Linked DNA regions of Homo sapiens: region 2 is linked to region 1. A link is a loop called in an ENCODE intact Hi-C map of the cell type or tissue named here. Cell type or tissue: heart left ventricle. All regions are shown on one strand.

The links. Hi-C counts contacts between places; a loop is a spot of excess contacts. Peaks named below come from ENCODE experiments on the same cell type or tissue, not always from the same donor. Only the 100,000 strongest peaks of a DNase experiment are listed, where the experiment ranks them.
Region 2: it touches region 1 in a loop (5-fold over the local background); 56 of 110 quality-filtered maps call a loop at or near these places.

What each region holds. Positions count from the first base shown.
Region 1 is chr1:227,446,417-227,448,916 of GRCh38, reverse strand. No RefSeq gene overlaps it. Among named protein-coding and RNA genes, the nearest start is that of LINC01641, 54 kb to the right of the region's middle. In heart left ventricle, a CTCF peak has its summit at 1,024 (motif pointing right); a DNase peak (open chromatin) is centred at 1,046; H3K4me3 peaks cover 619 bases; H3K27ac peaks cover 746 bases.
Region 2 is chr1:227,130,161-227,132,660 of GRCh38, reverse strand. All of the region lies in intron 10 of CDC42BPA (CDC42 binding protein kinase alpha), which reads left to right. Among named protein-coding and RNA genes, the nearest start is that of CDC42BPA, 190 kb to the left of the region's middle. In heart left ventricle, a CTCF peak has its summit at 1,243 (motif pointing left); no DNase peak of the experiment used is centred here.

The DNA of each region.
Region 1 (2,500 bases):
CTAGTGATACAGTCCAGGAAGGCTCAAGAGGAGATGCCACTGTGGTTAAAGCATCCCATAAAAGTGGCTGGGAAATCCTGGTCCTGTTCTACTTCTGTGGTGGAAACTTTACTTCTACACCCACTCAGCAAACCAGATTGTTCTCCTCTTGCTTGTAAGAAGTCCACAGGTCCTTTCAAATTTATTCCACAAATACTTCTTCAGCATCTACCATATGTCAGGTACCATGCTAGGTACTAGTGATATTGCATCTACAGCTTCGGGGGAAGGAGACATTAATTAAACTAATGCACACAGATGTAATTAAACTGTGATGTTTGCTATGAGGGAAGAGCATGAGAAGTTTTAGAATAGATGACTGGAGGATCTGTTACCTGCAGGTCAGGGAAGCTTTCCCTGAAGAACTGATGCTGAGCCGCTATCCAAGGGTCAATAGAATGAAATGAATAGGGGGGAGATAAGGAAGAGTATGCTTGGTAGAAGGAGCTGTGAAGAAGCAAAGTCCCGAAGGCGAGAAGAGCTTGTGGTGTTTGGAGTACGGAAAGACCTGGGTGCTGATGTGAGAGAGGGTCGGGGAGAAGGGCTCTGGATGAAGGACCTGCTGGACCTGGCGGGGCTGGGACTGTGGTGGGGATTTAAGCTAAATGGATTTAAGCAGGCTGCTAAGTGGAGAATGGATTGAGGGAGGAGAAAGCATTCAGAGAGGAGACAGAGGAGTGGTTTGGACCTGGAGAAAGGGAAGTGGATGGATCTAAGGGACGTGCTGGATTTGGAATTGAGAGGACTTGATAATGGATTGGAGGCCGAGGATTCCCGGGATTCTGACTTGCACACTTCTCTCTTTCGCATTTACAACAACGACCCGTTACAGACACCTCCCGTCCCGAGTGTAGCCTCATTATGGTCGGGGACGTTGTCTAGTCCTCTCTGTTCTAGGTGCACAGTAAATGAATCCATCCTCGGTGCATGAACAGCTGCTCTCCTCCACCCGGGAGAAGGCCTGCAGGTCTCACATCCCCCGGGAGGTGGCAGAGCAGGAAAACCAGCCGTCCAGTGGCCGGAACCCCGCTTCCTGCCGCGGGCGACTTTGACTCCCTGGGGAAATTTTTCCCACATTCCAAATTCCCAGAAAACAGCTCTTTCCCCAGCCTTTTGGAACTGCTTCAGTGGAGGGTGTGACATGACCAGGGAACTTCTCTTGGGGCCGAGGCCTGAACTGACTGAGTCATTTTGCGGCGAGGGCCTCTTTCTTTTCGACGGCGACAGTTCTGCAGGAGCTTCCGTGTCGCATGGCCGGCCTTTCGCAGGGCGCCGCGCGGAGCCGACAGGGCCACCGGGGCCTTTCTCCCTGCTCTGTGGCTGCAGCCCAGGCACCAAAGAGACAGAGAGCCTAAGGGAGCCCTTCCCAGTCAAGTCCCGGGGAGGTTGCGGGGAGCCCAGAGAATGCCTCACCAGTAATCAAAAAATAGGTTTAGACGTGGGAAAGCTGGGTTAGAATATGAGAAAGAGACGGGCATGGCCCGGGAGGGGGAGACCGGTTCTGAAAGGCCAGGGGCAACAGGCTCAAAATACCTCTGGAGGATGTAGGTAAAGGACTGGGATTTACCGGCTGGGCGCTGTGGCTCACGCCTGTAATCCTAACACTTTGGGAGGCCGAGGTGGGCAGATCACTTGAGGTCAGGAGTTTGAGACCAGCCTGGCAACATGGTGAAACCTCCTTTTTATTAAAAATACAAAAATTAGCCGGGCGCCTGTAATCCCAGCTACTCGGGAGGCTGGGGCAAGAGAATAGCTTAAACCCGGGAGTCACGGGTTGCAGTGAGCCGAGATCGCACCACTGCACTCCAGCCTGGGCTTAAGTGAGACTCCGTCTAAAAAAAAAAAAAAAAAAGACTGGAATTTACCAAGGAAATACAGCTCTCTGAGTGAGGAAAGAGCAAACAGAAGGCTGGGGGCAGATGAAAGAATAGAGAACAAGGACCGAGTGAGGAACACAGAAAGCTGAAGGGCGCGTAAGGGGACACATTGCCATGAGGAGCGGAAATCAGAATCCAGAGTCATCTCACCTAATGTTGGTGATATGGTTTGGCTGTGTCCCCACCCAAATCTCATCTTGAATTGTAGCTCCCATAATTCCCACGTGTTGTGGGAGAGACCCAGTGGAAGATAAGTGAATCATGGTGGTGGATCTTTCCGGTGCTATTCTCGTCATAGTGAATAAGTCTCACGAGATCTGATGGTTTTATAAAGGGAAGTTTCCCTACAGAAGCTCTCTTCTCTTGTCTGCCACCATGTGAGACCTGCCTTTCACCTTCCCTCATGATTGTGAGGCCTCCCCAGCCATGTGGAACTGTGAGTCCATTAATCTTCTTTCGTTTGTAAATTGCCCAATCTCTTTTCTTCCTCACCCCTCCTGCTTCTACTCCTTCTACTTTCTGGCCTCTTGCTCATTAAAGAGTAGGAAGAACTAGTGGTTCCCAGTTTCAGGAACTTCAGTACA
Region 2 (2,500 bases), 320 kb after region 1:
CGGGCAGAGACGATCCTCACTTTCCAGACTGGGCAGCCAGGCAGAGGGGCTCCTCACATCCCAGACGATGGGCGGCCAGGCAGAGACGCTCCTCACTTCCCAGACGGGGTGGCAGCCAGGCAGAGGCTGCAATCTCGGCTCTTTGGGAGGCCAAGGCAGGCGGCTGGGAGGTAGATGTTGTAGCGAGCCGAGATCACGCCACTGCACTCCAGCCTGGGCACCATTGAGCACTGAGTGAACGAGACTCCGTCTGCAATCCCGGCACCTCGGGAGGCCGAGGCTGGCGGATCACTCGCGGTTAGGAGCTGGAGACCAGCCCGGCCAACACAGCGAAACCCCGTCTCCACCAAAAAAATACGAAAACCAGTCAGGTGTGGCGGCGCGCCTGAGGCACTCGGCAGGCTGAGGCAGGAGAATCAGGCAGGGAGGTTGCAGTGAGCCGAGATGGTAGCAGTACTCTCCAGCTTTGGCTCGGCATCAGAGGGAGACCGTGGAAAGAGAGGGAGAGGAAGACCGTGGGGAGAGGGAGAGGGAGAGGGAGAGGGTTGAATTTCTTAATTGGTGAACCACAAGCATTTGGGGTGAGGTAATTTTTTCACATGAGAGAGAGTTTCACACTCTGAGATATTGAACATTCTGAGTTTCCAGATGTTAAATGCTTGTAGCAGTCTCCTCATGTGCTGTGTCAACAACTGACTCCCGTTCTCCTGTCCCCTTACATAAGGTGATGGTACCACCTGCAGTAGAGAACCACTAGTTTAGGATGTGGCCAGTTAATCTGATGGTTATGCTGGAGAGAAGTCTATCAGCTAGATTGTTTTGGGCTGCAGATGTGAGAATTCTTAAATAATATGGATTTATTTTCTCACTTAAGTCAGAAGTAAATGGTTTCAGTGCCAATTTTAGGGTAGCTTCCCTATTAATTTCTTGGCTTTCCTTACATGATTCCACAATATTGTAAGCCTCAACTTTCAGATGTAAACTTTGGAAGGTAAGACCTCCCTTCATACACCAGATTCAGTTCTTCATATATCATCTGACAGACATACCAGGCATTTCATTTATCACACGGTGATGTTCCCTGCTAGGACAAAAAGGAGCTAAGTAGATTCATTGGCAGAGTACACCAAGAATTCCATCTTCATATCTGCACATATCCAGAGACCCAGAAAGTGGAAAGATTCATTTAGTTTCATACATCTTTCATTTAATGGGAGATTAAAACCTCTCCCTGAAGCCCCCTAGTGGACTTCTTCTCAAGGTACCATTTAAGTTCTAACTAGGTCACATACCTAATTCTTGACCAACACTTGCAATGTAGAATGGAATTATTATGATTAACTTAAACCAGCCAGTTTTGACTGGGCCCACCTTACATGTGCACACTGTAGCCTGATAATTGAATTTGGTTCACAAGACAGAAGAGATGAATAGATGTCGGGTAAAAACAAGCAGTATCTGCCGTAGGGGATTTATGTGCCTCAGAAGTCAGTGTTAGATGGATTATCTATTTTGATGTTAAAGTTACTAAGAATAATAAGAAGAGTAGTAATGGAAAGAACAGCAGAGAACAACATGTAAAATCCTTATTTAAAAAAGAGTAAGATAGGGAAGACAAGTGGATAACCACATAAGCAGGAAATGGTCATTTCAGTAGACCTAGGAATTTTGAGGAAAGAGGTGGCAATAATGAGCGAGGATGCCTGCCCCACCTTCATACCTGTGGTAGGTGGGGTACAGGAGGAAAAGTAGCTCCTATTAATGTCCATTTGGTATTCTTTGGTCTTTTGTTTGTTTGTTTTTTTTTGAGACAGAGTCTCGATCTATCACCCAGGCTGGGTGTAGTGGCATGATCTCAGCTCACTGCAACCTCTGCCTCCCAGGTTCAAGCGTTTCTCCTGCCTCAGCCTCCCGAGTAGCTGGTATTACAGGCATGCACCACCATGCGTGGCTAATTTTTGTATTTTTAGTAGAGACGGGGTTTCACCATGTTGGCCAGGCTGATCTCAAACTCCCAACCTCAGGTGATTCATCTGCCTTGGCCTCCCAAAGCGCTGGGATTACAGGCATGAGCCACCGCACCTACACCTCCCCTGCATTGGGTATTTTTATGTCTCCCCATTTTCTACCCCCAATTTAGATGTCTTAAAAAATAAAAACAATGGATGTTCTTTTCAAAATAATAAATACGGAAAGGACCAGTTTTTAGTATGTTTTGAACCCAAAGAGAAAGAAATGTATAAGAAATACTTATAGGATGCAGAAAATCAACATCAGATGCACAATCTAGTATATCTTATACCTTTAATTCAAATTAACAAATATTTATTGACTGCCAAACATATAGGGATTATGGTTTACACACACACACACGTACATATGCACACACAAAGTAATCAGTAATGATTTGCACTAACTCATAAAGAATTATGGTAAGGGAGAGACTTATTATGTGAGAATCCCTCCATAAATAGCAGAATACCTATTTTAGAACAAAGGG